Linked DNA regions of Homo sapiens: all the other regions are linked to region 6. The links are chromatin loops, found by intact Hi-C in ENCODE. Cell type or tissue: endothelial cell of umbilical vein. All regions are shown on one strand. Region 1 overlaps DIRC3 (disrupted in renal carcinoma 3). Region 2 overlaps LINC01963 (long intergenic non-protein coding RNA 1963). Region 3 has its middle 120 kb from the start of DIRC3-AS1. Region 4 has its middle 27 kb from the start of IGFBP-AS1. Region 5 overlaps DIRC3 (disrupted in renal carcinoma 3). Region 6 holds the start of LOC101928156 (a long non-coding RNA gene).

Region 1 (5,000 bases), 990 kb before region 6:
TGTGTGTGTGTGCGTGTGTATATGCATGTGTGTTTGTGTGTATGTATGGATGTGTGTATGCGTGTATGTGTATGCATGCATGTATGTGTGTATGCACGTATGTGTGTATGTGTGTAGTGTGTATGTGTATATGTATATGCATGTGTGTATGTGTGTGTATACATGGATGTTTGTATATGTGTGTGTATGCATGTGTATGTGTATGCATTTGTATGGCGTATGCATGTGTATGTGTGTATGCATGTGTGTGTACATGTATGTATGCATGTGTGCATGTGTGTGTTTGTGTGTATATGTGTGTATGTATGTATGTGTGTGTGTAGTGTGTATGTGTGTGTGTTTATGAATGTGTTTTTGGTTTTATGCTGATCTGCTATTGTTGTCGTCATTGCTGCCAGTATTCCGGATGCAGATGCAGAGAGATAGAGGATCTACAAGTGACAGTTGGATATAGTTTTCAAATGACTAGTGTTGAAGATTGGATCCTGATAAAGGAAGTTTATCTCTTCTTGGCTTCCTGAATGTCAGAGTCGTGGGAACCTGTGAGCAGGTGACTGAGGGGGCAGATTCATCTCCTGACCTTGACAGCTTTAAGAATAGGAGAATCTCCCTACCCACTCAATATTTGCATCTATTTATAACAGGCAAGAGTCATTTCAAAGCAAGGCAAGGGCATTGCCAGGATGACCTTTGGAGGGCCCTTTTGGGATGAATCATCTGTGATATTGCCTCTTCAGCCACTATGGATGGGGAGTATGTATCATTATTTTAGGCACATGAAAACTGAGAATGCTACATAAATTCACATTATTGAACAAGAGTGGTTATGGTGACCTTGAATATTTTCACATTTACCCTTGCAATTTCCCTGTTCCTTCCCTATTTTTATTTATTTAAAATTATGGTCTTCTCTAGGAATGGAGATGTTTTATGTTGTGGGGAGTGGTCTAGAGGCAGGACCCTGAGCCCAGAGGAGCATGGAGAAGAGGGGAGGAGGTAAGGGCAGTTGGCTTCTTTCTGAACTTGGTGAGGACTGTGTGTTCTAGAGGGAACATTTTGGCCTTGTGAAAAAATAAAACCCAACACAGACATGTGGCAGCTCCCAACTAAGCGCCCATCCCTTAGAGGGCTACCAATCGAATGAACAGAGACCCCAGTTCTCTTTGAAACAGCGAGAGAAACAAGTTTATATTTATTTACATGACACCAAGACTCAGTTAACACAGAACTTAATTTCTTTGTGATGCTGAGGCCTGAGTTGTAAGATGCAGGTTAATTTCTTTTGTGTGTATTCTATGGAGAAGAGAGTCATAATGCTAGAGGAACAGTCTAAAACACATGGAATATTACTGGAAAGACACTTACAGATAGCTTTCCATCAAGAGAGAAAACTGGCATCCAGAGAAGTTAAACGACTTGTCCAAGAGCGTATGGGGTGTTAGTAGGAAAACTGGCCTGGAAGCTGGGAGACCTGAGTCTAGTGAAGCTTTATTGGTAATCCTAAACTGTAGTTTATCTTATATTCAAAACAGCTTTAAGAATTTCCTGAGTCTATAACTTAACTTCCAGATTCCAGATTCTCCCTCTCTCTGTCTATATATACATATATGCACACACACAAATACATATACACACATACAATAAAACATACAATATACACACACAATATAACTGAGATAGAATACTCCAAACTTCAAATTACCTACAGATAAGGGAGTAAACTCCCAGGCTCAAGGTGGTCTCCAGAGCAAGTGCTGGAGCAAAGACTCAGCCTGAAGATTGTTTGGAAAAGGAGAACGGTGCCTGGGGGCATTAGTGTCCAAAACCACAGACAAAATAACCTCCAGAAAGAGAACTTCGCACCTGACTGAGAAATAGCTTGAACAACTCACAGGCCAGGTAGCCTGAGGGCGCTGCTTCAGGATGCGAATGAAAGGGAGGGTTTGACTGCCCATGGGGCTGGGCTGGCCTGTGGAAAGGGCACTATTTCTGGAGGAGAGGGGGCCGCTTGGCAGCAGGGCTTCAGAGGCGTCTGAGTGGAGGGGAAGAACGAAGAAAGAGTGTCCTACCAAGCAAAAGTGGATCTCAAAGCTCAGAAGGCACACCAACCCCTCCCCCACAAAAGCTGCTGTCAGTGAAGAAACTACACTTTCCCATGCCAACAGAAGAGGGTGCTCTTGAACTAAGAAACATGGTCAGTCATCAAACGCCATGACTGCGCCTATCTACAACTGTATATTTAAACATCTAAAAATGAATAGAAAATGGCAGACGACACTCATACAAGGCCAATAACTTAAAAAAAAAAAACAGGAATTAAAACATTCCAGCAGATGAAAATGCTTCTACCGAAATCAAATATGAGGTGGAAGAAAACTGTAACAGAACACCCACACTGAATTGAATATCCTAAAACAAGCATGTGAAGATAGAAAACAAAAACCTTAAATCAGAAGTTTTAAGCTTTATAAAAGAAATACGACCAAAAAACCCTATTATTTTGTGAAAAACCCTATTTTTCAGGAAAATGCGAAATAAGAATTGAGTGAACTCAGGAAAGATATGGAAGGAAAAGACAAAATCATCTTAAAAATAAAGGCCAAGTTATAAAGTACCCATGGAAAAAGAGATTTGACTGAAAATATGAAACAGTGAGGAAAGCCATGAAAAAAGGGAATAAAAATAAAATAAGGAACAAAGCAAAAGAGATCAGAGAGAAAATAATTGATAGAAGAAGGCCATTACAATAGAAAACCACTAGTATTTAAAACCACAGACTAAGAGAAATGTCTGAAATTAAAAGAAAACTTGAATCTGCATCTTTAAAGGCTCCTCAGTATCCCTGGGAAAATAAACCTGGAATGGTGAAGTCCAAGACATATACTAGGAAAATATTGTAATTTAAAGATAAAGAAAAAATTTTTCTAGATCTCCAGGCAAAAGTATCAAATCACTTACATAGGAAAGAAAATCGGACTTCTCATCTAAAGTAAAAGAATAACACAGTCACATCTTCAGGAAACTAAAGGAACTGTGGAATAGCTTTTATGTAGATGAGCTAAGCTTCAAGTATCAAGCGATTTTCTATGTGCAGAACCCCAGAGAACACTGCAATCACTATCCAACTTTAATGGTCCTACTATAGAAAAAACATCATTTAACCAAGATAGGACCTGGACCTGAAGAACTCTGGAAAATGGACTGTGTGAGCATTGAATATATTTCAATGTAAATCTGTAACTTAAACAAGGACAGAGTCATGGGGGGAAGAACAGTTCAACTGTTATATGTGGTGACAAAACTGAAGTGACCTATTGTTGCATAGACAATAGGTGGGAATGAAGAATATAATTTGAAGCAAATAAAACACTAAGTAGCAGAGTAAATGTGAGAAAAGAGACTAAGGGCATTATAATAGGTAGTGGCAAAAAGGTAAGCACTGCAACAAAGATATTAATCTTCCTAGATATCAAAAAATAAATATCACATGAAATAAACCACACTGAGAAAGAAAAATTATATACATAATTTTACACAGAATACAAGTTGAGACCATGTACATCAGTCATATTACTAAATTATATTTATTATATTATAATTTATTGATAAGCTTATTAATAAATTACATAAATCCCCAATTAAAAATATTTTCAAATTGACTCATACAGCAAAACTCAATTCTGTGAGATACATTTGAGACACACCTACAATAAAGTGATTCAGAAAGACTAAGAATAAAGAGGTATTCCAGACAAATGGAAACCGTAAAATAAAGACACTCAAATCTAATCAACATAATTCATAAGGTAGACATTATAGATATATATGAAACCTCCACTCTTGCTAATATTGGGAATATACTCTCTTCTTAAGCACAAATAGAATGTTCACAGAAATTGACCTCATGTTGAGTAACTGTCTTCCTCTAGGCTGCTATAGCAGAATATCAGAGACTGGGTGGCTTAGAAACAACAAAAGTTTACTTCTCACAGTTTTAGAGACTAAGAAGTCTAAGATCAAGGTGCCAGCAGATTTGGTGTCTGTTGAAGACCTACCTCCTCATTCATAGACAACACCTTCTTGCTGTGTCCTCACATAGTGACAGGGACTAGCTAGCTCTCTGGGGTCTCTTTTATAAGGGCACTAATCCCACTTATAAGGGTAGATATCTGATGGCCTGATCACCTCCCAAAGGCCCCACCTCCTAATGCCACCACCTTGGGAATTAGGATTTCAATTCAATGTGAATTTTAGGGGGACATAAGCATTCAGCCCATTGTAGTCACAAAGAAAGTTTTTGAGTGAGTTCCATGAAGTAGAAATTAATGAGAAAATTTAAAAACGTTCTTCTACTTGGAAATTAACATCTGTTAGATGACTATTGGGTGAAAAAGGATATACAAACTAAAATTGCAGAATTTCAAAAAACAATAATAGAATAAAAATATGCACATCTGATTTAATGAGAAATAAAGCAGTGATCTGAGGATAATCTGTGGGATTAAATATTTGAATCAATAAAAAATAATTACAATAAATAAATTTTATTCCCAACTTAAAAACCGAGAAAAATTACAAAGTAAATAAAAAGAAAGTATAAAGCAGGAAATAATAAGGATAAAAGAGGAAATTAATGTAATACAAAAGAGTAAAAAAAGAACTAATTAATGATTCGAAATGCTGGTTGATATGGTTTGGCTGTGTCCCCACCCAAATCTCATCTTGAATTGTAGTTCCCATAATCCCCTTGTGTTGTGGGAGGGACCTGGTGGAAGGTAATTGAATCATGGGGGCAGTTACCTCTATGCTGTTCTCATAGTAGTGAGTGAGTTCTCACGAGATCTGATGGTTGTATAAGTGGCTATTTTCTCCCTCTTCGTTCTGTACTTCTCCTTGCTGCCATCATGTGAAGAAGGATGTGTTTGCTTCCCCTTCCATCATGATTGTAAATTTCCTGAGGCCTCCCCAGCCCTGTGGAACTGTGAGTCAATGAAACCTCT
Region 2 (5,000 bases), 300 kb after region 6:
CTCCTTTCTTAAGGACCAATGAAAGGTATAAAGTCAAGGTATTTCCAGAGATTTTCCCAAACTGCACATATCCTGGGCTCTGGCATCAGGAGTCTCTTCTTTTCCCAGAAGCCTGGACAACCTCCCACTGACAGAGCTGATAATAAATGAGTTCATTATCAGGCTGCTGGGGCCCATGACAGCCCATCTGCTGGCATGATTAATTAAAACTTTGACTGGCGATGGGGGTGCCATCTCAGGGTCAGAAAGCAATTAATTGGAGCATCATCCAGGCCATTATTTCTGTTGGATTCTAGAATGACCAATGCCAGAGAGCAAGGTCTATGTGAGTCAGTCTCAGTCTCATTGCCTTACTCTCCTTTTTTTGTTTGCTTGTTTGTTTTTAAGACAGAGCCTCACTCTGTTGCCCAGGCTGGAGTGCAGTGGAACGGTCACAGCTCACTGCAGTCTCGACCTCCTGGGCTCAATCAATCCTCCCATCTCAGCCTCCTGGGTAGTTGGGACTACAACTGTGCACCACCATTGTGCAGCTCATTTTCGTATTATTATTATTATCGTAGAGACAGGATTTCGCCATGTTGTCCAGGCTGGTCTCCAACTCCTGGGCTCAAGCAATCCGCCTACCTTGGCTTCCCAAAGTGCTGGGATTATAGGGATGCCATTTTTCACAGAAATAGAAAAACCATTTCTAAAATTAATATGGAACCGAAGAAGAGCCCAAATCACCACCATACCTGGCCTCCTTACTCTCCTTTATATTTCTTGCAGTCTCTTCCCCAGGCAAGCCCACCCTAATGAAGCAGAGACAGATTGGTGGGAATCGGATCCTCAAATCCTCTAAGTGGAGCAGGAGGATCATCCTCTTAGGGCTTTCTACTCCTCCCAGGAGTGGGGAGTATTGGGATTCAAAAGAGGGTTTCACTCTGTTTTCTTGACTCTTGTGCTCAAGCACAGCAAACTCATCATTTTACATCCTTGTATTTGTCAGGTTTCCCCAGAAATAGGATATATATATATATAAAATAGGAACTGGCTCACATGATTATGGAGGCTGAGAAGACCCATGATATGCTATCTGCAAGTTGGAGAACCAGGAAAGCCAGTGGTGTAATTATCTGAAAGCCTGAGAACCAGGAGTGCCAATGTCTGAGGGCAGAAGATGGATGCCTCAGCTCCAAGAGGGAGAACAAATTCACCCTTCCTCTGCCTTTTGTTCTGTCCAGGCTCTCAACAGATTGGATGATGGCCACCCACATGGGTGAGGGTAAATCTTCATTACTACTGATACAAATGCTCATCTCTTCCAGACACACCCTCACAGTTACTCTGAGAAGGTTTTATAGCTATCCGGACATCACTTAACCCAGTCAATAATTATGGATATATAATTAACCATCACAGTCTTAATATAGCGATGTTCCCATCACTCTCTGTGTTCTGCTAATGAGCTGCAAAGCTGCTAGGTAAGGCCTCAGGCCCAAGCAGAGATCTTCAGCCCATAGAACCAGAAGCCCTGCATTTGGGGAAAAGCTAGGGGATTTCCTGGCCATAAATAAGGTTGTGGTTTTGGTCCCCAACTGGCTATGATCATGGTTTGCTTATCTCTGTAGTGAGAACACAGAGGGGAAAGAAGGACTCAGACTCTGGGAATAAACCCTGCCACCTCTGGAAACACACAGGAGAGGCACCACACTTCTTTTTTGTGCAGCCCACAGCTCCTGGCACATCACAGTGAGTTCCAACGTGGATGTCTCACTGGAATGAAGTCACAGGAAATGATTAGGTACTTTACTGTGCCCTCACAACCCAGAAAAGCTGTCAGGTTTGCCTTTGGTCAAACAAATTCTGTGTCTGTTTCTATATCACCTCTTCTGACTGTCTCAGTCCCCATGCTCTTCTACTACTCTTGAAACAAAACTTAATCCGGATCCATCATTCACCCCAAGATATAAATAGCTGATTACAGTTAAACTATTACTCTTATTAGGAGCATCGCATCTTCTCCTTTTCTAAGACAGCATCTCCCCCTGTTGACCAGGCTGGAGTGCAGTGGTGCAATCTCAGCTCATAGCAGCCTTGACCTCCAGGGCTCAAGTGATGATGCTCCCACCTCAGCCTCCTGAGTAGCTGGGACTACAGGTGCACACCCCACATGCCTGGTTAATTTTTCTATTTTTTGTAGAGATGGGTTTTGCTGTGTTGCCAAGGCTGGTCTCAAACTTCTGGGCTCAAGCAATCTGCCTGCCTTGGCCTCCCAAAGTGCTGGGATTACAGGCATTAGCCCCCAAACGTGGCCAAGGAGCATCTCCATTTTAACAAGGATCACAGCCTTGAGCTATGGGAATGAGATAGGTGCATTTTTAGAACAATGAGTGAAGGGAGCTTTGCAGTCTTTGGGACCTCCTAGAAATGACCTTTTGTACTATCATGTTAGCCAGTCCTCTTTTTCTGTATCCCCAATATTACCCCTTATTGAAGTTAGCATGATTTCACCATGTTATCACCAGGAAGAAAGTGAGGTGCAGCATTCCTCATCTGGCTGGGCTTGTCACATGAGACTCATAATCATAGGAATAAAGATGGAGAAGTCTTGGATTAAGTAGGACCTTGAATTAACTCATGTGCATATTCTAGTTAGGCTTTTGTGCTTCTGATAGGTGATTGTGCTTTTTGGTACCATGAAGGAAAGAGGAAATGACTCAGAGGCAAAAGAGGAGGAGTCTGGCTGCAGGAGTATGGCACAAGTATAGCTAAGAGAGGAGAGGCCAGGCAGGACATTGGGGCCATCCCTGTAGGACACTGACTCACACCAAGAGATGGCTAAAGAGGTCAAGTTCAAGGGAGACTAAAGGAAGACCTTCTGACTTGTCCCCTCGAGCCCTGAGCTGTATAGAGTCCATTTGCCTCCAAGCTATACAGGAAGGAGCATCCAGACAGCCTTTCTGCCAGTCTCACTCCACACAGATATGTAGAGCTACATATTAGCAAGAGTAGGAGGGAAACACCAGGACACGGTTCCTAAACTTGGCTGTACACTGGAATCAGCTGGGGATATTTCAGCGCTATTTATTGTTGCCTGGCTCCTACATTCTGATTTAATTAGCAGGGCCTGTGACCTGGGTGCTAGTTTCCACAGGTCCTCAGGTGAGGTGAATGTGCAGCAAAGATTACATCAGGAGCAGGTCTGAAGCCCTGCATGCGCCTGCCAGTGGCCAGCTTCTGTGATGCTTACCCCACTTCTCACAAAGCATGGCTTCTGGGGACAGGACAGAGTTGCAGGATGCTCAGTCAGTGCTCCTTGAGTGCATGAAGGTGGGGGCCAGCACGCCTGCAGCCCTGGGAAGACAGCGCTTACTTTGTTTTCCTTCTCCATAGGGCACACAGGCAAAGATGACACAAGGTGAGAGCTTTGCGGAAGGAGGCTGCAAAGAATGGGAGGTAGCAAACTGCAAGCACTTTCCTGAAAAGGGGGAAATGGTCAGAGGGGGACGTGGCTGAGGCAGGACAGGTGTATCATGGTGGAGCAGTGAGTAGGGCAGGTGGCTTGCTCTGAGAGGAGAGGAGAGAGCTGGGGTGGGGTGGGGGACAAGCTGACCCAGCCTGACAAGTGGGCTGAGGGAGCTTATGGGCACATGCTGTTGATACTGGGGCACCTTTTCCCAAGAATCTCAGGACAGGGCTCTCCACTCTCTTGGGGCTGTCCTGGATAGTACCTCATTCTCTCCCAAGCGATGTCAACTGCGTCTGAATTGTTCTCCTTGCATCCTGCCTCTTCAGTGCCTCTCCATCCTATTTGCACATTGCTGTCAGAATAATGCTGCTGAAGTGCCCATCTGACTGTATCTTTCTTCAAAAACAGGGTTTCTCCCACCATAACTGCCCTAACCTATCTTTGTCATCTAACTGCTCACCATTTTCCATCATGCACCTGACCTCACAGCAAACCAAACCACTTACCCTTTCCTGCATCTGGTCTGAACTCTGCTGTGTCCTCTATTTGAACGTCCTGGTCCTTTCCTCTTCATTAAATTCCTGCTCCATTTGTGGTTCATCTTAAATGCCACCAACTCCAGAAAGCTTCCCGTTACCAAGACTAAAATGAGTATCTTCTCAGTGGCTCTGAAACTCTTCTCAGCTCTCTTTTATAGCCCCTCTCATCTTGTAGATTCTGGCTGTTTGTGACCTTCTCTCCCTACTGGACCATGAACTTCTGGAGGACAACGAATGTGTGTTCTTCAAACTCTAATCTTCCAGAGTGCCCAGCAGAGCTCTGGATATAGCAGGTGCTCAATACATTATTTATTAAGCGGAATTTTACAGTCAAGAAACCTAGGACACATGTCAGAGAATGAGTAGGCACATACCTGCTTGTGGGGCAGCTGGAATATCAATAGAGAGGCATCTCTTCCTGCTAGGCATGATTTTGGGTAAGATCCCTGTGGCCCACATGATGCCCATGAGGACAAACATAAAAAGACAAGGCTGCATGCCTGGGACCCAGTGTTGTGCTGAACCCCTATTAACTTCAATAGGGAAGGCATAAGGTTCAAGACGCCAAAGAGACCCAGAGCCAGCAAAAGAGACGTGGGGTTTTATTGAGGGCTTACATACAGGGGAGGGAGTCCAGAGGTGGCGGGCTGGATAGAATTGTCTTACATACAGAAATGGTCCTGTGGTGTTGGGCTGGACAACATATCCGCATGGCCCGGTGGTGGCAGGCTGGGCAGGAAAACCACAACTGCCTGCAAACATCATGCAGTTTATACAGCATTTTCACTTAACCCCTTTCCCTAATGAGCGACACCTGGCAACTGTCATTTAACCCAAAACTTAAGGCCTCAATCCTCTCTACAGCCTGGGTTTCATGGGATGGGCCAGGGGCTCAGATGTCTATTATAGATAAGAAACGAATCTCCGATTGGCCACTCCCGGATTTTCTAGCTCGAAACACACATTCAGGAGCATCTGCCATATAGGGTCATTATAAAGGTGTGCTTAAG
Region 3 (5,000 bases), 650 kb before region 6:
CAAACTAACACAAGAACAGAAAACCAAACATGGCGTGTTCTCACTCATAAGTGGGAGATGAACAATCAGAACACGTGGACACAGGGAGGAGAACATCACACACCAGGGCCTGTCAGGGGCTGGGGGGCTGGGGGAGGGATAGCATTAGGAGAAATACCTAATATAGGTGACAGGTTGATGGGTGCAGCAAACCACCATGGCACATGTATACCTATGTAACAAACCTGCACATTCTACACATGTACCTCAGAAGTTAAAGTATACATATATGTAAAGAAAACCCTTAAAAAAAAGAAAGAAAAGAGAAGAGGGTTAAGAGTGAAAAGACCTGGGTAAGAGTCCTATAGGCCACAACACAGACGAGTGCTCTTGAACAAGTCACTTTCCTCTTGAGGCCTCAGTTTTTACATGGTAAATGAGGTGGAAAGGGAGAGGGGGCAATTCATGATCTCCAAGGTCCTTTTCTGCTCTAAAATTTTGCGTTCCAGAGCTGTGCAGCAAGAAGCAGTTAAACGCTGGACTCTTTCCCCAGAACAGCCTTCGGGTATTTTGCTCATTAAAGAGATTAGCTGTCCATTTGCAGGGATGTCTCTCCAATGAGGTAGGGACAAAATAGCCCAACACAGTTTTAGTTTAGATTCACTTTATGAAGTACATATCTAATTCCCTGGCAAGCTAAGTCAAGCACGTCTTCTCATGTGTTTTAAGAACCAAGGCATTTGGCTGAGACTGAGAGCAAATGCCTCTTATTAATGTGTGACAAATCCATATGGGGAAAAACAGTGTTTCTTCTTTCCCATATGGCACAGCTGAGTAAGGCTGGCTTTTCTGGCCTTGAAATGGTTCCATGGACCAGGTGGGTGGTTTATTTCACAGGCTGGTGACAATCCAGTGTGTCTCTCCCACAGAGATGGGAAGGGGCAAGAATTCTTCTGTTGTAGCCCAGGGCTGTCAGCAAGGCTGTGACATAGGCCATTGGCCCTTCTGCCAAGATGAAGGGCAGTGGAACTACTGTGAGGAAGAACAGGAGGAAATCTCAAACCACTTTGGATCCTGGACCTGAACTTTTCTTGAACCCCAAGACCTTTAAAGTTTTAGCCTCATAAGGACAAATCAGCTTTCTCTCTGGAAAACTCTCAAACCACTCCCCACCTCAGTCTCAATGTAATAGGAGTGATGAAGCCACTGGAAGAAAGGGAGAACATGGGGGAGGCAGTTATCTCACCCACCTTCCACCTTCAGGTCCAAAGGCTGAAGACCCAATGGCTTCTGGTTTTAACTTGGTTTTGGACCTCTGCAAGACATGGTGGATTCACTGTTTCCCCTCTAAGGTTTACGGTACAGATTTTTCAAAAAGCATAGAGAAGATTGTATTGACTAAATATGAAAAATAACCAAAACAATAGCAGCAATTGAAATCCAATCAACCCATACCTGTAACATCATTCTACCTCTTTAAAAGAGCAAGAAATTATCCTGGACAGAAGCATAAGTCATCTCCTCTGTCCTGCAGCTTAGGCTGATGTGAACTAAGAGACAGTGGCTTTCATTGTCCCTGCAACTTGGGGTGACAAAACTAAGTTCTTATGTTTCATTAATAACCTCCTGAAATTCAGTCTTTGACTCTTTTTTTTTTGCTGTGCTATGAATGAATAACTGCTTTAATAAATATGTATGAACATACTCATCATATGTCATATAACCAGAATCAAGCAAATATGCATATTTTTCCAGTGTGTAATTGGCCATTATACACAATTAGACATCAATGTGAAAGGCTTGCTGAAAATGAAAAGCAGTTAAGTGACAAAATGTCAGGTTTTGAAGAAAATGTCAAAAGTCCTATTACAATCTAGAAAATCAAAACCAGATAGGTTATAAAAATGGGTTTGGGTAAACATACACCTGTATACACACACACACACACACACACACACACACACACACACACACACAATTTGATTTCCTAGAAATGGAGATGGTAGTTATGAACTTGCAATGTTCATATGGGAAAGTTTCATATTAAACATTAGAGAAGACTTTTTTAAACTTTTAGATTTGGGGGTACATGTGCAGGTTTGTTATATAGGTAAACTCATGTCATAGGGATTTGTTGTACAGATTATTTTGTCACCCAGGTACTATGCCTAGTACCCAACAGTTATTTTTTTCTGCTCCTTACGACTGCTTAGCTGTGGGACTTAATTGACTAGTCAAAGGAAGCTGTGCTTTTTCTTAAATACATTTGTAGACTAAAAATCTAAAACATCTTTATTAAAATCTTAGATTTTTAATAAAAATCAAAATCTTAGATTCTAAAAATCTAAGATTTTTATCAAAGATCAATTAGTCCATGGGAGAAACTTCTCTTTAAAATGTCTATTTCAAAAATTAATACATCCCTGCTAAACTGTTTCAGTGCAATGAGAAGTTTATTCCTAGACATGTTTCAGGGTTCTACAATTGCAGTCACTAAAAAGTTCTTCCTTATATCTAACCAATATCTACAACCTTAATGTGTGTCTCTCTGGAGCCATGTAGGATACTTGATTTGGTCACATTACAGATCTTCAAACTTTTGAGATCACTTGATATATTCCTTATAATTCTCTTGCCTTCAAATTAAACATATCAAATTATTTGAAATCATGTCATTGGAGAAATTGTTGAATGAATAAGTTTAAGAGTGAATGGAAAAACTGGGAGGTATCGCCAATTTGGCAAAGGAATTTCAATTAACATTTATTTGTCATATGCTATGTATCCACAGTATAGTAAGTTCTAAAGGTCTCTATTAAACTCCAGTACCCTGATCTCCACATTCCAAAGTGTTTTTCTTAGCTCAGAGTAGAACATGTCTCCCATCACTGACTGTGCTTTGCAGGAGGTGGGTAGTGTTACTAAGGGAGAGAAGGCAGGACGTAACTTCACAGTGGTCTTCTCAAACTCGTGATTCTACAAATAGCTCTAATTCTACAAAATAGCTCAAGACTCTTAGTTTGAAAGCCACAAGAGGGCACTAGACTACTACATGGACCTAGCTCTACTTAGGGCCCAAAGCACAGAGCAAGGGTCAGTATTGACATTAGTGATGGCCACATCAGTTGCATGTCCTACATCTGTGTCTGAAACACAGTATGCAATCATGGAGGATGTGCAAAGCTATTGGCTATGAAACATGTTCAAATGCTAAGCTTGAGTTATGCTAAATACAGTAGAATCCACATGCAATTTGAAAAAAAAAAAAAGTAAAAAGGAGTAAGGTCCACCCCCAAAGTTCTAAGAAAAGCAAGGTGGTTCTTTAAGCTGTGAGTTCTGAAAACAATATGGACAACATAGTGATAGTCAGGGGAACAGCAGGAGTTAGAAAAACAGGAGCCTTCCACTTCTACTTTTGGAAAGCCTGACATCTGACGAGGCTCATATTGGCCACAAGATTCCCTCCAGACCATGAGATTTACACTGGGCATCACCCAAGGTATTCATTCTCTCTGCTCCTGAAGTGCTCCGTACTTTACAAGGTTTCAGGAACACTAGTCTCAGGCTAATGAAAGCATACTTAAAAACTTCTCAAAAATACAGATTGAGTCTATGTAATCACCACACCATTTGAGAAAGGCAAAAATTTAGTCAATTAAGTTATATGTTAGTCTGAATAAAATCAACAAACAGATTATTTGGGTCAATGAAGAAGTATCTTACGCAATTCCAAAACAGCCAATCAAATTCACTCAGACAAATATGAATCAACACAAGGAAAAACAATCAGTCAAGAATGCTGCTTTGGATCATGAAAATCAAACCCTAAACTGAAGGCTTGAGTTTTTAACTTTTCAATAGTTATGTTTAATATTGTATAGAAGATGACTCCTTTGTTATCATAACTGTGCATGGGATATACTTTTTCCCTAAAGATGATAGACAGATAGAGAAATTGATAGACAGACAGACAGACAGAATAATTCAGATTGAGTGTCATATAAATGACTTACCTAATTGGTTAAACCAGAGGTTCTTGCTGCAGCAGGAAAGATAGGAGAAGGTCATTTTTCTGAGGCAAGGTTTAGCTCTTTGGAGACAATGAACACCTGGGTGGTTTCCTACAGAGCCAGTTGAAATCATTAAGAAAGATGGTCTTTTCTTTCTAGTTTCTTATTAATTTACCTACATTCTGAGTTCTGGATCCATGACCTGCATTTGTTTTTAAATTTTCTTTTTAAAAATAAAATATATATTATATATTCATGAGGTATAAAGTGATTCTCTCTCTCTCTCTCGATGGGATCTCACTATGTTGCCCAGGCTGAACTTTCATTTCTGGGCTCAAGCAATCCTCCTGCTTCAGCCTCCTGAGTAATTGGGAATACAGGAGTGCACCACTGCACCCAGCTTGAAATGTGATGTTTTGATATATGTTTACATTGCATGGCCTCTGTTATTGTACTATGTCAGAACCTTTCTAACTTTGATCATTTTACTTCCATTATCCTTGTCACGTTTGACCCAGCCATTGCTCTGAGACTCTGTCCTTCCCTCGTGGAACAATGAGAGCTCTCACCTTTTGGTTCTGATTCCATCCCAACCCTTCTCCCCAGGAGTCTTGCTTTTTCTGGAATTGATCTATTTATAACATTGCCTCAGTTTTTAGGTTCTTCTCAGTGTCAGCTATGTTGAGTCTGTTAAAGATATCTTGGCTATTTGACTTGGTTTTCATCAAGTTCCTTGGCTTCTACCTTTTAAATGACATTTTTTTTTCACATAATTGTTATTTTTCTGGGCTCTGGCCACTGATTTCTCCATATTCTCTATTTCTTGACTCTTTCATTAGCTTAACAGCATAACTTCCATCTTCACTCCCCCAGTTCTGTTTTCAGAGATCTACTTTTAATGGCTAAGCCCAGCCCAAATTGACAGTGTCCATCCTCTTTGCAAGCCTTGGGCCCTCCCTCACTACCCCCAGCACAGACTTCATCTTCTAGGACAGTCCCCAGTGCTACAGG
Region 4 (5,000 bases), 150 kb before region 6:
AAACAGCCCCTTCCTGCACGCTCCCCACCTGCTTGTCGGCCCCCCACGCATCAACCATCCCATCTCCCTCTGTGTTGGTGACAGAGGAAATGGGGAGGACGGAATAGAGAGGAACCGCGGCCTGCAGACAGAACTGATGGACCTTGCTCAAGAATTGACATCAGGATGAGAATGAGGGAAAGTCAGGGATGTCTTCTCCACCCAGTGTCCCTCAAGCAACTCAAATACAATGTGTTCCACGTTGAACTCATCCTGTAAGCTCAGGCTCTTGGCCTCTCTTATGATTTTATCTAATGCTTTACAAAGTACAAGTTCAATAACAACACAATTTGAACTCATCATCTTCCCCACTAAGCCATCCCTCTTCCTTCTCTTAATCCTTCTTTAGCCCCCTCCTCTTATTCCCCATTCCTCCTCCTCCTCCTGTTTGCTGTCTCAGAGAATGGCACTGCATCCACCCAGCTGTCCAAGCCCAACCCCCGGCCTCAGTCCTGACTCTTCATTTACCCCTTCCATCCAATAAGCCACCAGGTGCTAGGAATCAGTGACCTCATGGACCACCCTCACCCTCGGCCCTTCTCTCCATCTCCCCAGCCCTGGTTCATTCAGATCATGCTCACTTCTACCCTGGATCCTTGCAATTCCTGCTGCAGGGATGTTCCACCCAATCCCACACCATGTATTGTCCTCCACGCTGGACATCACAGTTGCAGTTCATGTTTTTTTGTTTTGTTTTGTTTTGTTTTTGAGATGGAGTTTTGCGCTGGGATGCCATGGTGCAATCTCAGTTCACAGCAACTTCCGCTTCCCGGGTTCAAGCAATTCTCCTGCCTCAGCCTCCAGAGTAGCTGGGATTACAGGCGAGCGCCCCCATGCCCAGCTAATTTTGTAATTTTAGTAGAGATGGGGTTCCACCATGTTGGTCAGGCTGGTCTTGAACTCCTGACCTCAGGTGATCCACCCGTCTTGGCCTCCCAAAGTGCTGGGATTATAGGCATGACCCACTGTGCCTGGCCCAGTTCACTTTCTAAACACCAAACCAATCATGCCCATCCTCTGCCTAACTTCTTTCCTTGGTACTTAACTTTTGGTCCAGAGTTCAAATCCCTCAGCAACACACCCCAAGTCGTTCCTGATGTGCCCTGGCTTCCTCTTCCTCTCGTTCCTCTTCCACCTGCCGCCTCCCTTCACCACATGTATCCCCAACCATGCGCCGGTGTCCAGGCTCATTGTCCAGCTCGTGACTTAAAGGTTTTGCCGGCCAGGCATGGTGATGCACTCCTGTAATCCCAGCATTTTAGGAGGCCAAAGTGGGAGGATCACTTGAGTCCAGGAGTTCAAGACCAGCCTGGGCAACATAGTGAGATCGCTGTCTCTACAAAATAAAAATTAGCCAGGCATGGTGGTGCACACCTGTAGTCCTAGCTACTTGGGAGGATGAGGTAGGTGGGAGGATTGCTTGATCCCAGGAGCTCAAAGCTGCAGTGAGCTATGATCATGCCACTGCACTCTAGCCTGGGCAACAGAGTAAGACACTGTCTCTAAAAATAAATAAATACAGACATAAAAATAAGATAAAGTCTCTGCGCATGCTGCTCCCTCTGTCTGAACCCCAGCCCCCAACACCCGCACCTGCACATACATGCATGCATGAGGCACGTACATCCTCCCGCTCCTCTCCCCAATCTCAGCTTCTTCCTTCCAACTCTGCCTTCACCCTCTCTGAGACACCTTCCCTGACACCAGACTTAACTATTTCTCCTAACTTGCCCAACATCCCCTACTGGAGGGGTACCGCCATCCATGGAGGGCCATCTTTGGGTGTCGGGGCTGTTTCCTTCCACAAGAATCTCAGCCCTTCAGGACAAAGGCTGTAATCTTCTTCATCTTCATCATCTTCATAGCCTGACATCCTAATACCGAGCCTGGGATATAGTGAGAGCTATTTTTTTTTTCTTTTTTTTATGACGGAGTCTCACTCTGTTGCCCAGGCTCGTGCAATCTCAGCTCACTGCAACCTCCACCTCCCAGGTTCAAGTGATTCTCCTGCCTCAGCCTCCCAAGTAGCTGGGATTACAGGCACCCGCCACCGAGTCCGGCTAATTTTTGTATTTTTTAGTAGAGACGGGGTTTCACCACGTTGGCCAGGCTGGTCTTGAACTCCTGACCTCGGTTGATCCACCCGCCTTGGCCTCCCAAAGTGCCAGGATTACAGGCGTAAGCCACCATGCAAGGCCGAGAGCTACATTTAGGCAGCACTTACCGTGTGACAGAAATGATTTTATATTCTCAAAGCAAGTCTTTTAAGATAGAAACTATCCCAATATTTAAAGAGGAAGTAAATGAGATTCACAGAGGTTAGAAATATGTCCAAAGGCACATAACTCAAGAGTCTGATTCTGTTCAAAGACTACCTCACCTCCATGGTTACGCTTTTAACCACCACATCTTATTATGTAGTTAGTATTCAAGACACATCAAACAGATTCAGGGATGACAGTGGTGACTGTCCAAATGTAGAGAGCATAAGAAGAGGGATAGCCCCGTGGGCATGACCCATGCAGTCATACAAGGCTGACACTTAGTTTAATGTTCTGCTATTTCTGTCTTGACATTCTTAATAATTTCTGAATAAGGGACTCCATATTTTTATTTTGCCCTGGATCCTATAAATGAAGTCAACCAGTCCTCCATAAGAACCACACAGGAAGCAAGTTTCAATGCAGACTCCCAGGCCCCTCCCCGAGCTTCTAACTCAGGGGATCTGGGATAGGGCCAGTGGTAACAACGTCTCCAGCTGACTCCTTCTGGACCACTCCTCTTCAATGCAACAGACTCTCCAAGGGCCCGATGTAGGCTCAGCTGCAGTTCTGCATGCTGCCACACAGTGGCAGTATAGCCCCGGTGTTTGCTTAACGTTCAAAGAGGCACAGTTAGTTCCAGGTGAGAGATGTGCTTGACATCTTCAAGATCCCTGCCCAGCCAGCCATCTTCCCACGTGGATGCAATGATGCTTCCTCTCGGCAAAGGTTTCTAGGTTGCACTGCACATCAGTGAGTGTGGTTCCTGCAGCTAGAGCCACAGCGGAGGTGCTGCTCACCCACTCACCCATAAAAGCTACCTCTTCAGAGGGTTGGGTACAAGAGCACTAAGGGTAATGGAGGGGAAATGGGCAAGGAGATTGTGGCATCCTCAGAAGCCCTCTGGAAAAGTTCAAAGAATGGACAAGGTGGCAGCCCTGGGGCGTGAGGTCTGGCAAACACCTGACCCAACAATGGCCCCATAGTAACCCCTCCCGTTTTATACAGTCCTAGTTTTCAAAGCACCTTCACATCTAGTCTCACACTAATACCACCCTGCTATTTGAGGCTGATAACATCCCCAATAGACAGATGAGGAAAACAGGCTCAGAGAAGGTGGACAGCATAGCCCCAGGCAATGGAAAACGAAGTGGTGGGAAAGGATCCAAGCCCAGGTGTCCTGACTCCGGCCTTTTTCTTGCCTTATCCCTCCCTGGTTCACAATCACCATGGAACCTAAGAAAGGAAAAAGACCCTGCCTGGGCTCCATGGCAAACCAGTTACATCAGAATGTCTGAAGCTGAGGTACTGGCATCAGTTTTTGTTTTAAGTGCCGCCGTCGAGTCAAATGTTCACCGAGGTTGAGAAACACCAGGCTTCCCAGGAGGGCAGGCACGGGCTGCTCCACCCAGGGATAGCAGCTCCACCTGGGGACAGCAGCCCCGGGGCTGACTGCTCTTTGCAGCAACTCAGAGGGCAGGGGGAAGGGCCAGCTGCAGCACGCATGCGCCGAATGAAAGACAATCAGACCCCATGCAGGGACTGCTGAGCTTCAAGCTCCAGGTCCATCCAGTGCCCAGAGCCCTCTAGGCCCTCTCCAAGCGTCTCACCTGCTTCCATCCACGGGGCCAGTATAACTCAGGGGTGGGTGGCTGCCACACGCTGGAGTTAGGGGTCCCCAGACCCAGGGCAGGAGAGTTTGGGCACTTCTAGTTACACTTTTCCTCATCTGTAAAGTGTAACTAACAATAGTGCCTGTTTCACGGATGCACAAGGATCCGCTGAATGAATACTTTTGGGGCTGTGGCCAAGTGCTGGCCTTGGCCCGGTGCAGCCTAGAACACACCCTCCTGGCATGGCTCCATCTATTCTTGGGGATCTGGTTTTCCTGCACTCCAAGAAAGCTCATCTTGTGCCATTTCCAAAAGCTGTCTTGCATTCCAGCTACACTTATGTCACACCTGGTAAAGGGCCCGCCATCCCTCCGCCTCCCTACACTCACCAGATGGAAGGTCTGGAAGGTAGTGGATTGGGCCAGGCCCCTAGGGAGCCCCTCCTCTGTGGGAAGGGATCAGACTCCAGCCACAGGAGAGGGGAGTGACAGGAGAGGCCAGGCCCTGGGCCACGTACCGAGGAAGGTTAGGGGGGCAGGGACTGTGGGCCTCAAATGGTGAGCTTTCTCCCCCCATGGCCCATTGCAAAGGCAGGGGTCGGGGTGCATAAGCCCCCTGGAATTCACTGGAGTTGAGAGGCCAGCAGAACAGAATGGCAGATGTAGGTGAGCTCTGATGTGGAACTCTGCTAAGAAAGGCCACATTCTGTGCCTCCTTCCACAGTCCCTCAGCCTGCACACCTTGACACACTCATAGCCCTTTGTTTCAATTGATATTTGCTGGTCTGGACACCAAATCCCTTGGGCCCCTTAGAGAGCAGCATCTGAATTCTCAGTGGTGTCATCCTTATGAATAAGCCAGTTAACCACAGCCCTACTCCCTTTCTTTGGGGGCTGAGTGGAAATGTCTCACCCTGGGCAGGAGGGAGCCTCCTTTATTTCAGGGGCCAGACAACCCCAATCCCAACGTTTCCTGTTCCTTATCTCCCACTGCAGTGTTATCTGAATGTGCGAGGGAGGAAGCCGGACCCACGCTCCACATCTCCCCATCCCCAGCCCGTGACTCATCCTGCCCCTGTACAGCGCCA
Region 5 (5,000 bases), 1.2 Mb before region 6:
GGTCATGGGTCACAATGGTACAGATTATTTTTTGAACTGAATTGTGTTTTCTCAAAATTAATATGTTGATGTCCTAACCATCAAAGTGTCTGTATTTGGAGATGGAGCCTTTACAAAAGTAATTAAAGTTAAAGGAGGCCATAAGGGTGGGGCCATTAGGACTGGTGTCCATATAAGAGGAGGAAGAGACACCAGAGATCTCTCTCTGCCTACATGGAAGAAATGCCATGTTAAGTGATATGGTCTGGCTGTGTCCCCACCCAAATCTCACCTTGAATTGTTATAATCCCCACATGTCAAAGGTGGGGCCAGGTGGAGATAATTGAATCATGGTGGCGGTTTCCCCATATTTTTCTCATGATAGTGAATAAGTCTTAGGAGATCTGATGGTTTTATTAATTGGAGATTCCCCACACAAGCTCTCTTGCCTGCCGCCACGTTTAAGATGTGACTCTGCTCCTCATTCGTCTTCCACCATGATTGTGTGATTGTGAGGCCTCCCCAGCCATGTGAAACTGTGAGTCCATTAAATCTCTTTCCTTTACAAATTACCCAGTCTCAGGTATGTCTTTATTAGCAATGTGAGAACAGACTAATACATGAAGACACAACAAGGTGGCCATCTATAAGCCAAGGAGAGAAGAGAGGCTTCACCAGAACCAACCCTGTTGCCACATTGATCATGGACTTTCCAGGCTTCAAAACAGTAATGAAGTAAACTTCTGTTGTTTAAGCCACTTGTTCTCTGGCATTTTGTTAGGCAGGCCAAGGTGACTAACCCAGATGGTAAAGGGGTCAATTCCTTGAGAAGAGATATCAATTCTAAATGTGTATGTATTTAATAATAGCACTTCAAGATACATGAAACAAAAAAATGATACAACTACAGGGAGAACTAGACAATCATAGTTGGATGTTGTAATAACTGTCACTGTCACTTAGTAATTGACAGTACTTCTTCAGCTCTGGTCTTAGAAGTGGCTATTTCTACAAGGAGCTCTGGTTTCTTTTAGCACAGAATGGTATTTAGAAACCAAGGAATGTGGTCATTGTTATTAGGGTGTTGCCATCCCTACATCTTCGCAGTAGAGATAGAGAATATATGCCTGTTCTCACTCATAGGTGGGAATTGAACAATGAGAACACATGGACACAGGAAGGGGAACATCACACTCTGGGGACTCTTGTGGGGTAGGGGGAGTGGGGGAGGGATAGCATTAGGAGATATACCTAATGCTAAATGACGAGTTAATGGGTGCAGCACACCAGCATGGCACATGTATACATATGTAACTAACCCGCACATTGTGCACATGTACCCTAAAACTTAAAGTATAATAATAATAAAAAAAAGAGAATATATGTATCTCTACATATATCCTCATATATCTACATATGTAGATATAGATATACATACATACAAGCAAACTATACACACACACATTCCAACTTTATATCTAGAGTCATTTTCTTAGTCAGTCTGGGCTTCTATAACAAGATACCGTAGACTAGGTGGCTTAAACAACAGAAATGCATTTCTTACAATTCTGGAGTCTGGGAAGTCCAAGATCAGGGTGCAGAGTCCATGTCTGGTGAAGGCCCACTTCCTGGTTTGCAGATGACCATCTTCTCACTGTATCCCCACATAGTAGAGACAACAAGCTCTAGTCTCTCTGTCTTATTAAAAGACACAGTCCAATCATGGGGATCTCTACCCTCATAACCTCATCTAAATCTAACTGCCTTCCAAATGCTCAACTTCCTAATATTATGCCGTTGGGGGTTAGGGTTTAAATATATGAATTTGGGAGAGGGATATAAATATGCAGTCCACAATAGTTCTACATACAAACATACAGTCCATATAGTCCTTCATGCATTTATATCTGTATTTTTATACCTCTACATATTGCAAACTGAGCTCACACCAATATCTCTAATTCCACTGGGTTTATTCTTCTTTTCTTTTTTCCATATTTCCTACTCTCATTTCCAGTAATGAGAAACGTGGCTCCTATTATCCCTAGTACAGTTGTCCCTCAGTATCCATGGGGGATTTGTTCCAGAACTCCCTCAGATGCCAAAATCCATGGATGCTCAAATACCTTATGTAAAACGGTATAGTATTTGCATGTAACTTACACACATCCTCCTGTAACCTACACACATCCTCCTGTAACCTCTAGGTTACTTGTAATACAAAACACAATGTAAATGCTACATAAATAATTGTCATACTATATTGTTTAGGAAATAATGACAAGAAAAAAAAGCCTGTACATGTTTGGTACAGTTGTAACCAGCCATTTTTCCCCCAATATTTTCAATCCACAGTTGGTTTAATCCACAGAAACCACGAATGTGGTGGGTGACTGTTTTACCTGTTTTGTTCCATCTCTCTATATGTAAGCAGTCTCCATCACCACAACCCCCCAACTCCCACCCTTTTGCACAGACACTCTCCTCTCCTTGCACGGAACATATTTATACAAAAAACTTTCACATGTATCTGAAATTCAAATTTAACTGGGCATCCTGTATTTTTGTTTGCTAAACCTGTTAGTCCCAGAGGGCCAACCTAACTTCCATGCTCCCGGCCTTCAGGTGACTGTGCTGCAGCCCACGTTCTCTGCCCAGCCCTGGTTGTGTCCCTTCCTTGGAAGAGGTGTTGATCTCTAGAAACCCCCCCCAAAAAACTTTCCTGTTGCTCATCTCCATTTCAATCAGCTTCCAGGAACTAAACTTGCAACATCAAGCCTCTGCTTTATTATTTTCCTGGTTCTAAGATCCCAGAGGTCCCCACCCACACCCGTGTAAGCCCAGTTCCCAGAGCAGCCTCGATCCTGGCCCCAGGGCCTGGGGGTGATTCCAGAGAAGCCCCTTTGAGGGATTACGGGCGCAGGACGCTGGGCCTGCGGGCCTCCCGAGGGCTCCCGCCCACCAGGGGGCAGTCTTCACCTGCGTGTGAGCAGCTCCGGAGGCCCGGGCAGGGGAAGGGGTGGGCGCAGGGATAGCTCGCTGGGGGAACCCATGCGGGGCATACGTGCGTGAGGGCACGTGAGGGCCGTGCCGGCCAGAGCCCAGCGTGCGCGGCCTTGCGTGCGTGCACACGCATATGTGTCCAGGTGCCTACGCAGGTGCCTGACCCTGGGCAAGTCGCTCCGTCATGCGGACCTCAGTTTTCTCATCTGTCCGACGAAGGTATCTTTCCATCTCTGACTGTCGGTGTTCTTTATCCAAGACTGCTCAGCACATTGGGTCCTCTCTTTAGAGCCATCTCTGTTTATTGAACAGAAGAGGCAGGGATTCCAGGCCATTGAATTGATGCGGGGGGTGAGTGGGAGGAGACAGTGAGGCACGGGGGGTTTTTGTCTTTTGCTCCCCAAAGCAATACTCTTTAATTGGTTTCTAAATATTTGTATTTTTATTTTTTACAAAACTGTATTTCAAAATAATGTGAGTCTTTAAGTCCTATGCAAAGCTACCAGAATCCTTGGTCGTGCTTCCCTACTCATTTGCAGGAATCCGGGCAGAACATGAATTCTCAGAACTGGTGGGACTTTCCAACCAGTTGCTTCTCATGCAGAGGCAGAAAAATGAGGGGATCAACAGCCCAGGCCTCAGGGGCACCCTTCTTGGCCCTTACAGGTAATTTAATTGCTGTGCCTCAGAGTCTCTTCTGTAAAATGGGAATGATAATAGTACCCTAAGTGATAGTATTATTATTAAATATTGGCTGAGTGTTCCCAGCTTTGTCATAATACAGCTCTGTGACCTTGGCCCCTCTCTCAGGACCTTTGTTTCCTCATCAATAACGGGGAATGAAGCACTCATTTTGCGTGGTTGTGATGAACAGGTAGGTTGTTTGTGAAATCACCTGGTGGTACCTAGTAGGTATTAAATACCCATTTCTTTCTTGGATAAGTATTGCTTCCCAGTCAACACTTATCTTCCCTGTTGCCCTGGCCTCAGCAAGGTGACAGTGATAAGTCAACTGATCCCTTTCAGCAGAGACCTCTTCAGGACATCTGCCTTAGATGAAGGAGAGTGTAGGTGTTCAGGAAGCTTGGGGGAGATTGATTTACTTCCTGGAGGGCTTTTTGTTAGTCCTGAAATGTCACTATGTGGTTTGCTGCTTCCTCTGCCTGCGGGTGATGGGGTAGGGGTAGAAGGTGGAGGGGGTGCAGGTGTCTTGTTGGGAGCCCCTGGAAGTCACCTCTTTAGAGGGGCCGTCTCTGAGATACGACGATTCATTTTCTGTTATCCTTATATTTTTGTCTCTACTGCCCCCAACTCCCCCCATGTAAACAGCCTGCTCCTTTGAGATCCCTGCTTTGGGAGACTTGCTGCTGCAGGCCAGGGAGTAGGAATTGCTTTCTTTTCTTTTTTCTTCCTTTCTGGGAGCCTGAGTTCTTTGAGATGTGAGTGCCTTTGAGGGAAGAGTCCCGGAGGCAGAGCACCCTTTTCCCTGTCAATGCCCAGGGTGGGCAGGACCTCAGAGTGGGCTGACAGTGTGATGTGTCTGTGACTAGCTTTCTCTGGCACTGTTTGGCACAGAAGCAGCAGAGCCCCTGGGCTCCTGGGTACTGTGTGGCCTTGCATCAGTTATCTCAGTGTAACCAGTGGGGACAAATGGCCAGTGACCACGCATGCACCCCTTCCAGTGATGCTGGTGAGAGAGAGGATGGGCGGGTTCCATTAATGACCAGGACAAAATTTGCTGTCTCAGGTGGGATGGGGGCTCAGAGATGGATTTAACTTGACTTAAATAATTTTTTTGAAAATTATATTTCTCATATACCTGAAATCGTGGAGTTTGATTTATAGTTGCTATTTCTGAATTTTCCTTAGCACCTGCACAGCGTCTTGTATGCAGCAAGCACTCACTAAGCCCTTCTCCTTACCCTGCCAGTCTACCTATTAGACTAGCCCTGGTGTTCAGGACTTAAAGTAATGGGCCAGCTAGGAGCCTCCAGGGCTGGGTCTCTAGACTGCAGGTG
Region 6 (5,000 bases):
GGGTGAGCCACATGACAGTGTGATTAATATTCAGTAAGTGGAAGTTTTTATTTTGTCCATGGTTTGGGGATTTTGAGAAATTTTTTCAAGGAGTGGGCATCAATAGATGTTCCTGTTAATGCTGCAGAAGGGTCTTCTAGTTTCGCATACCAATTTTGACATCTTGGGGCAGGTGTTTCAATTGGTTAATGCCAGGGGATAGCTCATACTAAGATCATCTTTGCTTAGATAGCAGATGGTCATAAATTATATTATTCTTCACCAATATCTGTTTACCTCCCTGTAAGAAGATTATGCTTACCCATACTGTTGAACTCCCATAAGCTATGTGGCTTGCTTTGTTCATGAAATGTAGGCAGAAGTGATCTGAGTCACTTCCAAAGGGCTGGCCGTGTACTTCATCTACCTTGGTCCTGAAACAAGGACAGTAATAGGACCTAGTAGAGCCTACAGCTGACCCACAGTGGACATGGAATGTAGGCAGGAAGTGGACATTTGGGAGTTATTACTGAAACATAACCTGGCCTTTCCTGGCTTATGTCCCCTTATTTCCAATCAGTGGAAATGTTCATATACAATTAGTTTGCCTTTGTGACTTTAAGAAACATTACCTCTTAGGGCCTTAGTTTCAATGTCTATGAAGTGAAGACGATAACATAGTGATAAAAAATATCAAACATAAATTGATTGCTTATCATGTGTCTGGCTAAGCATTTTAGAAAAATTATCTCATTTTATCCTTATAACAACCTATGAGGTTGGTATTATTATTATCCTCATTTTATAGACCAGGAAACAGAGGCCTCGAGAGGTTAGGAAACTTACCCAGTGGGTACTAAGAGTACTTAGATACTAAGAATAATTACTGATAGAATACAAATGGCCTGACACCAGAGCCCAGCCTCTTAATCTCCGTGTTGCACCAGGTCATCTCTAAGACCTCATCTGTCTGGGATACACCAAGAATCTGTGATATCACCATGTGGTAACGATTGCTCTAGTCTTCAATTTTTAAACCAAGACCTGTTTTCACCACTGCCCTATTCTTGAGGGGTGAAGACAACTCCTTCCTCAGCCTCTCAAGTAGCTGGGACTACAGGTATGAGCTACTGTGCCTGGCTAAGTTGGACTCTTGAGCTTCATTCCCAAGAGATAGATCATCAAGAGAGGGCCAAGGAGAATGAGAATGTCCCCTTGAAAATATTTTGGGCCTCTGTCTACCAAAAGAAGGGCAATAATATGGAAGGACGCATGAGGGTCTGTTGGCTGCATGGTCTTTGTTGCGTGGTCTACCTGGGCACAGGATATGGGAAGCCTGGGTGTGTTCCACCAATGCTGTTCTATAAAAGGCGTAGGACTTCCATTCCTGGGACCATTATTGTTCCTTGCTCCTGTCTTAGGGGGCTGACGGGCTCCTGTTGTGAGGCTTAGTAGGATAAAATGAACAAAATTCCCTGGGACCATGGCCTGCAAATCTGAGTATAGAGCCACATCATGAGCCCAGCTTTACCTACCTTCCAGCAATATCCAACTCTCCTCCTGTCCACACTACTAGTGTGTACAACCTGTGGATGAGCAAATACAGAAGGAGGGCAGCCGATGCCATCAGCCACTGAGGATGAAAACTCAGCAGCTCCAGCAAAAGGACAGTGTTGAACTGCTGTTGGGATGTATCTGAGAATTTCACTTACCTGCCTTTTCCTCGTCTTCCATTAGCAGAGTTCATGGAGATTTGGTTCCATTTTGGCATCTCTAGAAGAGTAGAGTTGAAGCACAAAAGACACAAGACTGGGGTTTTTTTTAGGGCCCTAGGCAATGACTTGAGTAAGCTCTTGTGTTTTACTACAGGAAAGTGCTCCATCAAGAGCCAATGGTCAACAACATCAGCAGGTCAGAGAGGGTCCTCCTCTGACCACCTCCCCCAGTGCCATCCCTTCAGATGCTCCTGGCTATACCTTCCTTTAGGGCCACTAAATTCTTACTCCAACCCCACAATTTCCTGCAGTACTCCCCACTCCCTGCAGCTGATTTTGGCCCTGACTCATTGGTGCTGACTCAACAAAGAAAAGCAGACCCCTTAGGCAGCTGGACAGTGGACCAGGGCCAGAGCCTGCAGGAGTGGGCGAGAGGGCAGGCAAGGCGAGAATCCATCAATCAGCCTGTCACCAAGTCTTTGCTGAGCCCCCCCTGAAGACTTGGACCCATGCCGAGCTACGCAGTGGGGGTCCCAGAAAAAGGAGAGAAGACAGGAGTCTTTATTTTGTGGCAACTATGGATGTGGAATTGGAGCTCCTTCAATTTGAGGGTCTCTAAGCACATACAGCCTGGCCCAACCCACCATCACTCACCAGAGGGAGGCTGAGTGCTGCCAGGAAAGGCCAGCCACAGTGGAGCTTAGGGAAGGTTGGGAGGTGGCAGCCAGGAAGGGTTTTGAAGCTGTATTTGCAAAGCTTTTGACATAAAATTCAGATAATGTCAGTTTTTTATAAGAGACCAGGTAGGGGTGGTGGTAAATGGAAATTATGGGGGTATTTTAAAGCCCCCATATCCACATCCTGGATACTGCCATTGCCACCAGCCTCCACATTTCTTTTCCCACAAGCCTGCTGGGTGTGGGGTACCTCCCTTGAGTTAATACATTGTGTTTCTGAAATGTCCCTGCTAAAATGAACCTACTATGTTACTCTGAGAGTGTCTTTCTAACCCCCTTTGCATTTGCAGAGGGGGGAAAACGACCATAGATGTGAGGGCACAGAACAGTGACTTTGGCATGAGGATTCACTTAGAATCCCAGAGCCCTAAGAATTGGAATCCTGACTCAATTATGTACCAGTTGTGTAACTCAACTTGGGGCAGTTCTCTGAGCCTTACTTTCTTCATATTGTGAAGAGGAAGGAATAGAGCAGCACGCTCACAGAGAATTGTGAGGACAGGCATAATTGCTAGCACATCATGGCCACTTCTGTTAGGAAATAATATACAACCATTATTGTAAAGAAGTAAAGATAGAGTGGGGAGAAATAAGCTCATGGTCTGAGAGCACCAGGGAAAATGTCACTCCCTCCGTCTTCTTACCTTGATGGTCAAAACTCATCAAGGGCTCCCTCTGCTGTCCATTCTCTGCACTCATTTTCCTATATAGAAAGTGACACACTCATACTCCTGTTTGGGGCACAGAATGTGCACATGTCCTAATTTAATCAGTGGAATCCTGTTTGTTCTTTATTAACATCATCTTTCAAAAACATTCTTTCCAGGCTGGGCAAAGTGGCTCATGCCCATAATCCCAACACTTTCAGGGACCAAGGTGGAGGATCACCTGAGATCAGGAATTCGAGACCAGACTGGGAAAGAGTAAGACCTTGTCTCTACTAAAAAATAAAAAATTATAAAACAGCCGAGTGTGGTGGTATATGCCTATTGTCTCAGCTACTCAGGAGGGCTGAGGCAGGAGGATCGTTTGAGCCCAGGAAGTTGAGGCTGTGGTGAGCCATGATCACACCGCTTCACTCCAGCCTGGGAAACAGAGCAAGGCTCTGTCTCAAAAAATAAATAAATAAATAAATAAATAAATAAATAAATAAATAAATAAATAAAGTAAAAGACAAAAGAGAAAACATTCTTTCCTTTCCATTCTGTTGTTCTTCCCTTAATTTTATCCCTTTGTCTCATGCCTGGGTTGGCCCTCCCAATCACCAAAATCTGTCGCAATATGCCACTCTGCATCTGTTTCTTATACTCTCTGAGGTTTTTTGTTTGTTTTTGAGACAGAGTCTTGCTCTGTTGTCCAGGCTGGAGTGCAATGGCGTGGTATCGGCTCACTGCAAACTCTGCCTCCCGGGTTCAAGCGATTCTCCTGCCTCAGCTTCCTGAGTAGCTGGGATTACAGGCACGCACCACCACGCCCAGCTAATTTTTGTATTTTTAGTAGAGACGGGGTTTCACCATGTTGATCAGGCTGGTCTCGAACTCCTGACCTTGTGATCCCCCTGCCTCAGCCTCCCAAATTGCTGGGATTACAGGCGTGAGCCACCACACCTGTCCTCTCTGAGGTTTAAGCGAGTAAATGGCAGAGCTGAAGTTGGATAACATAACTTCTAGGTCCAAAGCTCATCCTTTCCCCACATTATTATCCCTCTCTGAAGTGTATAATCTAGACATGACATTTAACTTATCTAAGCTTCTTTTCCTCATCTGTAAAATGGGGGAAACAATAATATTAATCCATGAGTTTGAGGAAAAGAGAAGGGGAGACAGTGCAGGGGGAGACACACTTGCCAACAGAAAGAGTACGATAAATACTAGCTACAGTATTCAGGCATGGTTTGTTCAAGTAACTCAAAGAAGTTCAGTACTGCTGGTGCTTAGAGTGGAAACAGGACCTGACAATAGATGCAGCTGGCAAGGCAAGCAGGGGTCAAGTCATTAAGAGCTTTGTAAAATACGGTCCCACAATACCCAGGGCAGAGCTGTCATGAGGATTAAATGAGTTTATATAGTTCAAGTCCTTGGAATGCAGCCTGGCTCACAGCAAGGTGCATGTGTTAGGTATTCCTGATAAAGCCCTCCCAATGCTAATCATGACTTAGAGACCAAAGAAGAGAAGCATATAAGCAGAACAGCCTTGAGTTGAAAGAATAGTTATTTTGGGGAGAAGTGTGCAAAAGACTTTCAGAAGAACATCAGGAAAGAGAAGAGCCAATCACCCCTATAATATTGGTCTTCACCCTTAACAAATTACATCATTTCATGTGTGAAGGTGTGAAGGTGAGGCATGCACCTTAAGAGTGCCCACTTGACAGAAAGGAATGCCTCTCCTCCTGGCTCCCCTCCAAGTTTCCAAGTTATGCTTCCACTGAGCATCCCATTGGCTCTGCCCTGTGGCAGTGCTGTCAGGGTGTCTCCCTCCATCAGTGTAACCTTTTGACCCACTTGCCAGGGTCTGGGCTCTCACTTAGCTTCCCTCGTCAGTTCATGTCTTCATTGGTCTACTCAACTAC

What was found. Peaks named below come from ENCODE experiments on the same cell type or tissue, not always from the same donor. Only the 100,000 strongest peaks of a DNase experiment are listed, where the experiment ranks them.
Region 1: a loop joins it to region 6, with 17 times the contacts of the local background. A loop is called at or near these places in 33 of 110 quality-filtered maps.
Region 2: it touches region 6 in a loop (2.7-fold over the local background); 4 of 110 quality-filtered maps call a loop at or near these places.
Region 3: a loop joins it to region 6, with 7 times the contacts of the local background. A loop is called at or near these places in 2 of 110 quality-filtered maps.
Region 4: a loop joins it to region 6, with 16 times the contacts of the local background. A loop is called at or near these places in 105 of 110 quality-filtered maps.
Region 5: a loop joins it to region 6, with 3 times the contacts of the local background. A loop is called at or near these places in 26 of 110 quality-filtered maps.

Annotation. Positions count from the first base shown.
Region 1 is chr2:217,508,108-217,513,107 of GRCh38, reverse strand. All of the region lies in intron 2 of DIRC3 (disrupted in renal carcinoma 3), which reads left to right. Among named protein-coding and RNA genes, the nearest start is that of DIRC3-AS1, 230 kb to the right of the region's middle. RefSeq lists a silencer at 2,153-2,242. In endothelial cell of umbilical vein, a CTCF peak has its summit at 2,178 (motif pointing right); a DNase peak (open chromatin) is centred at 2,177.
Region 2 is chr2:216,219,762-216,224,761 of GRCh38, reverse strand. It overlaps LINC01963 (long intergenic non-protein coding RNA 1963), which reads right to left. Exons shown (of 1, transcript NR_037701.1): 1 at 4,570-5,000. Among named protein-coding and RNA genes, the nearest start is that of LINC01963, 5.4 kb to the right of the region's middle. RefSeq lists an enhancer at 1,441-1,650. In endothelial cell of umbilical vein, a CTCF peak has its summit at 2,045; no DNase peak of the experiment used is centred here.
Region 3 is chr2:217,164,447-217,169,446 of GRCh38, reverse strand. No RefSeq gene overlaps it. Among named protein-coding and RNA genes, the nearest start is that of DIRC3-AS1, 120 kb to the left of the region's middle. In endothelial cell of umbilical vein, a CTCF peak has its summit at 2,999 (motif pointing right); a DNase peak (open chromatin) is centred at 3,066.
Region 4 is chr2:216,664,681-216,669,680 of GRCh38, reverse strand. No RefSeq gene overlaps it. Among named protein-coding and RNA genes, the nearest start is that of IGFBP-AS1, 27 kb to the left of the region's middle. In endothelial cell of umbilical vein, a CTCF peak has its summit at 2,875; a DNase peak (open chromatin) is centred at 2,900.
Region 5 is chr2:217,754,669-217,759,668 of GRCh38, reverse strand. All of the region lies in intron 2 of DIRC3 (disrupted in renal carcinoma 3), which reads left to right. Among named protein-coding and RNA genes, the nearest start is that of DIRC3, 33 kb to the left of the region's middle. RefSeq lists a silencer at 2,853-3,022. In endothelial cell of umbilical vein, a CTCF peak has its summit at 2,916 (motif pointing right); no DNase peak of the experiment used is centred here.
Region 6 is chr2:216,517,466-216,522,465 of GRCh38, reverse strand. It overlaps LOC101928156 (a long non-coding RNA gene), which reads right to left and starts at 3,332. Exons shown (of 3, transcript XR_923872.3): 1 at 3,076-3,332; 2 at 1,692-1,752. In endothelial cell of umbilical vein, a CTCF peak has its summit at 3,104 (motif pointing left); a DNase peak (open chromatin) is centred at 3,105.